Regions from separate parts of the Homo sapiens genome. Here region 1 is linked to region 2. A link is a contact called in ENCODE Hi-C or POLR2A ChIA-PET data. All regions are on one chromosome and are shown on one strand. The core of a region is the stretch at or near the end of the contact, and the rest is flanking DNA. Distances in the headings are between cores, read along the strand shown. Region 1 has its middle 99 kb from the start of LINC02421. Region 2 overlaps LOC105369816 (a long non-coding RNA gene).

Region 1 (4,116 bases), core at 698-3,197, 150 kb before region 2:
TATTTGCACTTTACTTGATGCAATTTGGTTTGCCACATGGAGTGAATAAAGCTGTCATGTTATTTTTTTTTTCAAGAAGAACACAATAACTATAATGGACTGTGCATTCATTACTGAGTAGATTCATTTTTTTCTCCCATTGAAGGGCATAAAAGAGGGGATAATTTCAAAGTGAATTGAATTGTGTCTGGTGAATCATGATGCGCATTTCCGACCAAGGCATAAAACACGTCCCAGCTTTTCTGCCAGCATTTTTTTGAAGAATATTACTCAGAATGCAGTAAAGCCATATTTGTTTGGTTTTTTGCTTGTATGTACTAATTTTCTGCGGGAAAATGTAAATTAAAAGATAACCTTTGACTTCCAGAAAGTATGCTCTATGATGGAGTCTTGGCTTGCTTTCCTGGGGGACTTGAATTTCTCTTCCTTTTTTCTTATTTTACATTACCTCCTTAACATTTTCACCTACCATCTAGCTATTGCCAAATTTTTCCCTAGATGTTAAAGATCTTAGCTGTGTTCATACTACCATTCAAACATGCCTGGCCCCATCTGGAGATTCACTGTAGGGGACCCTTCAGAGCTCTGTTGGCATGAAGTACTCAAGATCTCACTAGGAAATAGCTCATTATAAGAACAGATTTGAGGGGAATACATTTGAAGACAGTGGGATAGGGTTGGAGGAGAGGATCATTTGGGTAATAACATTATCATTCAGATCATTCCCCATTTGGTTTCCTTGGAGGGCTCACACCTGTAATCCTAGCACTTTGGGAGGTCAAGGCAGGAGGATCACTTGAGGCCAGGACTTTGTGACCAGCCTGAGTAATATAAGACCTCATTTCCATAAACAAATTTTTTTTTAAATTTTAAGAGCTGTTTTTACAAAAAATCTTTAGATATTGAGAGCACAAAGAAGTGCTTTTGTGTAACCTAGGTAACTCATGGCAGTAATACAAATAATTAACATTTATTGAGCTCTTCTAATTAGTAAACATTTTGCATACATTATCTAATCCAATCATCACAGTGATCCAATGATATGGTCATTATTTTCTCCAATTAAGGCTTAAAAGGGATGTGTAACTTGCCTGTGGACACATAGCTCAAACATGGCAGATCCAGGATTCTATGTACATCTCTCTGAATTTAAAATCCACACTCTTGACCACCTAACAATACTGTCTTTCACCAAGAAGAACTGGAGCATGCTGTAGTACAGAAAGAAATGATGGACTGAGAAGTCATCATATGGGCCTACATCTGCAATGGAGGGTGGGAGAACAGTGGGCTTTAATGCACACTGAAAATGGATGCCTAATGCCTGCATACACTTATCAGAAGCCTCTTGTTGGCTTCTTGGCAACCTCTCAGCTGCTGAGCAGAGAAGAAGAAAGTGGCTCCTGGCAGATGGTGGCCAAGATGAGAATACAAGTGAAGTAACTCCTGGACTTCCCAGAACAATTAGGGAGAGATTCAAAGGTAACTGAAATTCTTGTAGGGGAAACTGGGGGCAAACTAAAGCAAATTCTGTTTGGTTACTGTTTTTAACTCCAGGCTGGGTAGGCCTAGGGAAGCAGGATATGCAACGAACCCCACAAATCAGGATTTTGCTTATGATAAAACAAGGCAAATGGCCCCCTGCTTTCATCTTTTGATGCTCTTTAATTTTAGCTAGTGACTTCTGAAAGAATAAAAACAACTCTGAACTGCTCTATTTTCTTCCCTCCAAGCTTGCTTGGAACAGGACACGTTTCTGCTTTTTTCTCCCTAACTTCATTTATTATTCAAAAACTATTGCTAAGTATAGGCCTTTTACCCAATCAAAAAGTTCTAGATCCTCTATCCTATTGGGCCGCCCACTCTGTCTAAGAGACAGTGAGCAAGGTACTGGGGTATTCCAAGATGACTAAGCCACGGTTCCCTGCTCTGACTCACTTTCATTCTTACGGAGGGAGAGAGATCAGTGTATCACTAACCACACACAAGACAAAATAAGACAGATCTACACGGAGGCAAAGTAACAAAATGCACAGGGTGCTTTAGGCAACAAGTGGCATTCTTGCATGGGGGCTTTGCCTGTCTTCTGGCGTATGTTTTGGTAGGTGTTATTTCACACTATTCTTCCCGGCCTTCCCACTCTGCTCCTGCAGTGATGTCATACTCCCTGGGCTGTCTCTACAGTCACTTTCTTTTTCCCTTTCTAAGTAAATCCTGTCTCAGACACCCACTGAAATCTCTAAGATCCTTCTCAGAACCACCTTCAAATCAAGCTACTAACAGCATGTTCTTGCCAACCATTACTCTCTAAGTCCATCTGTCTTCCTGTCTGCTCAGACGAGTCAAAAAGTATTTCTAGATCTTTAACAATCTTTAAGCCACATGGGGAAAATGCATTTAAACTCGCTAATAAGACCACAGACTAAGGGCAAAGCACTAAGATCGAATTTTATGTACCCAATTACTGCCTTAGATGTCAACCATTCAACAGGGGGTTCTTAATAAGCTATGTAAAAGAGAGTCTTTGAAATGGTTTGGCCTTTTCTCTTTCCTTTATTAGCTAGAGTCTATCCTACTCCACCGAATGAGCAGCTATAAAATGCAGAAGAGAGCAGCGGCAACAAGGAAAAGGCTTCATGATAGCAGGGGCTGGTCTGTGTTACTCACTGCTGTATATACACTGCTTAACGCATAGTGCTACTAAATATTTGCTGAAAGACAGGAGAAAGACAGATTGAATTACACACTGGACTTGACTTGTACCGGATGAACTCTGAGGTGCCTTCTCACTGAGATTTTGTGACCTAGTAAGAGTGAGAACTTAAGTTTGAAAACAATTTACATTAAACTCATCAAATTGTATTGTTTCCTAACCCATGTTCTCAGTATAACAAATTGCTAAACAGTGTTAAGGCCAATATTGGGATCAAATAAGGGAGAATAGAATCCAGGCAATGGAAAGAATTTCAAAAGACCATTTATTTTATCCCCAGTTGGCAACTAAACCATCCCAAAAAAGGATGTAGAATGATCTAATGGGAAGAGTGCAGGCTCTGGAGTCAAAGCTGGGTTTGAATTCCTATTCTGCCACTCACTAGTTGCATGACTTTGGACAAGTTAATATCTTTGAGTCTCTGTTTTCTCTTTTATAAAATACAGGCCATAAGAAAATATCTTGGGGTGTTTGTGTGCCTTGCACAGGCTGCCATAGAGGGACCTCAGAAATGGGTCGGTTCCGTTTCTCCAGAAAGCTGTATGCACATAGTGAAATATTTTTTAAAGTTGTGTCTCAGCTTCCTTTAGGTATCAGCATCTTTCAAATTTCCTGAGCCTTATAATTTTACAAATTCTGGAATTCTGCTGAAATAAAAGGCCTTTTACTTTTTGTTTTTAATGTTTTACTTACTATTTGTTGGACTATCAGTTGAAAAATATCACTGCTTCTGAATCCTCATTTGTACAATAACCCTTCACAAATTTCAAGATCATTATCAAGTCCCTTGTGTGCCTGTTGTTTCCCAGCCCTCACTTTGCTTCATTTTTGAGAGGTTTTAAAGAAAAGAATTCTTTTAAACACTTAGTGTATCATTAGGTCTTAACCTGCTTGAAGACAGGCCCTTGTTTTCACTCTGGCGAAGCAGAACCTAAAACATTAATAGGAATTCTAACTATGGAAGATACATATCAAAGCCAGAGGAAAACAAAGTATTATCTCCTTCTACTAAATGAAGGTTAAACTCCTTCCAAAGACTAAGTTTAAAATAGTTGTTATGCAGCCAGTCAGCATGCAAGGTGACTGGAGATAGAGGAATCTTGGCCCCAGACGGGAAGTGTTTAAAAATGGACAGAGGGTTCTGGGGTAAACTCCTCCAGACCAGAGACTGAGTCTTAATCCACAGCGATTCCCTGGGACCAGACTCATGTCTGGCACCCTTTATTGGCTAGAAATCTCTGTTAAGCAGAATTGAAATAGTTGTTATGTCTAGAAACATAATAAGACTATACAAGAGTACTTTTATGTAGAAAACCAGAAAATATAAAAGTTAAAACCTAATGATATTGATATTATAATTCTTTTAAAAGTGATACAACAAGAATATTAACTTTTTAAAGAAT
Region 2 (4,725 bases), core at 1,129-3,628:
TCCTAATCCCCCTCCCCGCATTTTCTTTACCCATTCATCCACTGATGGACACTTACATTGATTTCATTTCTTGGATACTGTAAATAATGCTGCAGTGAACATGAAAGTGCAGATGTCTCTTTGGCATACTTATCTCATCTTCTTTGCATATATACCCAGAAATCCCATTTCTGGGTAATATGTAGATTTATTTTTAATTTTCTGAGGAACCTCCAGACTGTTTTCCATAATCAATGTACTAATTTACTTTCCCACCAGCAGGGTACAAGGGTTCCCTTTTCTCCAGATGTTTAGTTGTTTTCCATCATCATCATCATCATCGTTATCATCGGTAACATATGATGATATAGAATAATTTTTTATGTGCCAAAGACTGTTCTAAGCACTTTATATATATCAACTGTTTTTATTTTCAAATAACTTTGTGAAATATTAACTATTTATTTTCAATTTTTGCTGAGAAAACCAAGGCACAGATAAGCAATTTGCCCAAATTGAAGTGTGTGGCAAAAATTCAAACGCAGGTGTTCTGGCTCCAGGATCCATGCTCTTAACGACTATGTTATAGTGCCTCAGTGTGATATCACTACAATTAACAAATTTATATAAGATACTTGAAACCCTATTTTGACTTCTCAAATGTAGACACAATATCTCTTAATTCTTTTTATTTCTGATGAAAAGAATCCAACATCATTACATCTTGTTCCTTTGCTCCTTCCCTCTCTCCTAACCTCCATTCCAGTGTACTATTGTTTTCACACTTGTCCTATAACTACAATTAATCTTTGATGCATTGTCTATAAATTGATTTTTTAAACTGAAAACTGAAAAGTAGCATTCATAATATTCGTAGGGAGATCATTGTTCACTGCAGAACCAAGCACAGCTGTGCCCTTGAGCCTATAGAGGAGACGTAACTCTTGTCAATAAACCTTTGCTATTGGAAGAAGAAAATTACTTCACAGTTTGGAGAGTGTTTGGATGATACCTTATCACAATGACCTACCATGCCTTTGCCTTGTCACAAGACCACTCAGCTTCTCAGTCATTCAATTTATAGAAGAAATCCATGTCCTCCTGAAAGAGATTCTTCACAGAGCATCTGACTTCTGGTTCTAATTCAGACTGATGGCTTTCTAGGCCTGCCTCAAGGTTGTCATCCTGGAATTATATTTCATTACAATCTTGGGTGAGATCCACTGTTCCTTAGAGGCCATGGCTTCCTCCTACTTGGATTCTTTTTTGTTTTGCTTCAGTAATTCTTTCAGAAATAGTCTGTGGGTGGTAAATGGTCTGAGTTCTTGCATGCTTGAAAATGCCTCACTCTTGATCGATTGATAGTTTGGCTAAGTAGAGAATTTTAGGTTCAAAAAACTTTATTTTACACATTTTGAAGGCATGCTTCTTGTTTTGTTTTTCTTAGCATTTACAGTTGCTGATGATCTATCTAATACCAATTGGATTCTCACTGAGTAATCTATTCTTTTGGCTTTTAGACTCTTCCCTTTATTCTCAATATCTAAAATGTCACAAGAATGTGCCTTGGGCTAAGTTTGTTCATTCATCCTATTTTGCATTCTCTAGGGTTCTTACAATCTCAAGTCCTATTTCCTCACTTATGGAAAATTCTCTCTTATTCTTTGTTTTGTCTCTTTCTGAACATCCCTTTGGATGCTTCTCTAATCTCTTCACTTTTCTCCCACATTTTCCATCCTTTATCTTTTTGCACTACATTTAGAGCAGTTTCTTCAACTTTTTCTCCCAGGTCTTCCCTTGAATTTCTAACTTTAACAATTACTTTTTCATTTTAATAACTATTTATTTTGTTTTAGTTGTTCTTTCTTAGCAATCTAATTTTGCACTAAAAATGCTTTCTCTCGACTTTGTTTCCATGAGGATACTACATAGAATAAAGAATTTTCTATGTCCTGAATTATCTATTTCCTCCAGAGTCAGGGTATTTTTTCTCTCAACCTGCTCTTTTGTCCTCATTTTTCTTCAGGTTTTCATAATCCTTGGCTATAGATTCATACCTACAACTGAGGTAAGTCACCTCATTCAATGCAGATAGCTCGGCCTTGTCCAGCTCTCTCTTGTCTACACAAGTGGCTGTCACTGGCAGCCTTTGCTTTAGACCTTGTAGTGAAAGAAGAGGAGGTTGGAGGTCCCCCTCCCTACTTCTCCCACTTCCCAGCAAAAGTGGGAAGAAGTTTACTCAGATGAGGCATCACCCCAACTAGGGCTCCTTCTCACGAAGACTATTCAATTATTTTAAATATTAGTCCTCTGGTTTTAGCCTGAGCATGTGATGCAGGGAAGGAGAACATGGACTATGACTCACGCAGTTATTCCACAGTTGATTTCTTTCCAACTCTCCTTTCATACTCCAAGTGTTGAGCTTCTCTCTGGGTCTGTTGCCAGGAAAAATAGCTCTAGCCTCTACTGCAGCCTTCTCCTGTGAATGTGATTTAAGCTGTTAATACAATTCCAAGTATTCCCACTTTCAAGAAACTTATCTATATCCCTAGTTCCTGATGCCCTTTCTTCTGTACCGAGTAGTCTTTAATTTATTACCCTTAGTTCTTCTTTGCTGACATTTCTATGAGATTTAAAGTAGAAAGGAGATATGTGCTGTGTCTGCCATCTTGAATGAGAATTCTCTTTGCCTCTTTGGACATCTTTGTGCTTTTCTCATTTTGAGGCAAAAGACTCCATATAGCTTCTTCTCAAGGCCATAGGACAATACAAACAATTCCTTAATTTATCTTCTACTTGTCAGCTCTCCAAATATTTGAAACTAGTTTTATATTCTCCTATGGTGTCCAGGATAAATATTTCTAATTCCACTAACCATACCTCACTGAAATTTTGGTACTATCATTCCAATCATTTTCTTCTGAACTTTCCCCACCTTCTTAAATAATTCAATGCAATACCTAAGGTACTAATGCTCGAAACTACTTCAGAGTAACCTAGTCTTCCCTACTACATCACATACACACAATGGCCAGCTACTTCCTTCCCTTCCCTAGGCAAATAAAATTAATATTACATCTCTACCAGCTGCTGTGAAAACTCTATGCAATGGCGACATATTTAAAAGCCATGAAATTATGAGAAAATAGAATTTCTGTCCGAGAATTTCCAGGCCCCCTAGCATAACTTCTAACTTGTACATAATTACTTTATCACAGAAATAAACGTTATTCAAAAATTCTTAGTTTTAGTCACTTTGGAAAGAATAATACTATGTGTTAAGAAAGAAATTTGGGATAACTGTTCCTAAGCTGATTAAAGTATGCAGTTGAAGCCACTATATACATATATACATATATTTTTTTCTTCAGTTATTTGAACTGGAACTCCAAAACTCCAACACATTTCCCATTTCTCATGAGCAAAAATGAACACTTTTCTAAGAGCCTCACATTATTGTAAAATTGCCACTAATTAAAATGTGTGTAATATTTAAAAATCAATAAAAAGAGGGTAAAGGTAAGTATTATATCCACCTAAAACAGTATCACTATAGTGACATCCCTTTATAACAACGTTTAAGAAAATTAAATAAAATATTGTCTTACAAAGTTACATGGTACAGTTCTCAACTAACACAAAGATTTTTCTAATACGTGTAGCTTCCTTGGAATTTTCTTTGCCCCAGTTCCTTGGAGAGACTACTTGTAAACCCCAAAAGAAAAAGGTTTTTTAATATGTGTAGGGAAAGATTTATTTCAGATGTATTTTTAAAACGAGATATTTAATAGGAATTTAAAAGATGTTTTCAAAATCTACATATTTGTTTATCTGTTGAAAAGAATTAAGAAACTATTTCACGCTAAGCACTAGTGATTTATTAATATAATGAAAAAACTTTCAGTCTCTATTCTCATAGATCTTGCACAGGTGAAAGATATATTGATTCAAATTTGTTAAAGCACTTTTTTTTCTACACTTTGTTTAAGGGAGATTTAAATGCGCACCAAATATATGCCGGCCTGGAGAAGGCAAAAAGCCTGGCAGCGGCCGGGCGTGGGGGCTCACACCTGTAATCCCAGCACTTTGGGAGGCCGAGGCGGGCGGATCACAAGGTCGGGAGATCGAGACCATCCTGGCTAACACGGTGAAACCCCGTCTCTACTAAAAAAATACAAAAAATTAGCCGGGTGTGGTGGCGGCCTGTTGTCCCAGCTACTCAGAAGGCTGAGGCAGGAGAATGGCGTGAACCCGGGAGGCGGAGCTTGCAGTGAGCCGAGATCGCGCCACTGCACTCCAGCCTGGGCGACAGAGTGAGACTCCGTCTCAAAAAAAAAAAAAAAAAAAAAAAAAAAGCCTAGCATCTTTTCCATTCTCTGGGTCCAATGCACTGTGTCAATAACACTTGTGCAGTGTTGGCTATGAAGATTCAGCAGTGAAAATTTAGTTGGAAGTTAAGAATACACCTCAGGAAAAAATTATTTCATTACCCCATTCTTATTTTCTCTGATCAATGAGAATTTGGAGACCAGACATTCCCGTTTCTACAGTTGCATGGCGACACCTGCATGCCCAGTATTGGTGGTCCTGTTGAATCTCCTACTTGTAATACTGGGTCTCCTGCAAGCCTCGTAAAATGCATGCTCTGCCCTGGACAGCCATCTTTAGTTCACAGGGCACACCTGCTCATTCACACTTCCTTTCCTTTGCCTGAAATGCACTTGCTATTCTCATTTACCTGGAGTC

The links. A loop is a pair of places that touch in the nucleus more often than their neighbours do. ChIA-PET counts read pairs that join two places held with the same protein, here RNA polymerase II (POLR2A). Pooled maps may share reads with other maps.
Region 1: a loop to region 2 is called in a map of sigmoid colon, with 2.4 times the contacts of the local background. The contact joins two enhancer-like sites. A Hi-C loop is called at or near these places in 1 of 168 maps with a recorded cell type or tissue (sigmoid colon) and 13 of 50 pooled maps. POLR2A ChIA-PET finds 5 or more read pairs at or near these places in 1 of 52 experiments (WTC11).

Annotation. Positions count from the first base shown.
Region 1 is chr12:67,826,067-67,830,182 of GRCh38, reverse strand. No RefSeq gene overlaps it. Among named protein-coding and RNA genes, the nearest start is that of LINC02421, 99 kb to the right of the region's middle. RefSeq lists an enhancer at 1,250-2,449. Within about 2 kb of position 1,947, at least 15 of the 41 ENCODE cell types and tissues checked have a DNase peak (open chromatin) inside an H3K27ac peak, as active enhancers do.
Region 2 is chr12:67,678,965-67,683,689 of GRCh38, reverse strand. LOC105369816 (a long non-coding RNA gene) reads right to left here. Exons shown (of 3, transcript XR_945052.3): 2 at 4,718-4,725; 3 at 1-2,458. Among named protein-coding and RNA genes, the nearest start is that of DYRK2, 33 kb to the right of the region's middle. Within about 2 kb of position 2,378, at least 5 of the 41 ENCODE cell types and tissues checked have a DNase peak (open chromatin) inside an H3K27ac peak, as active enhancers do.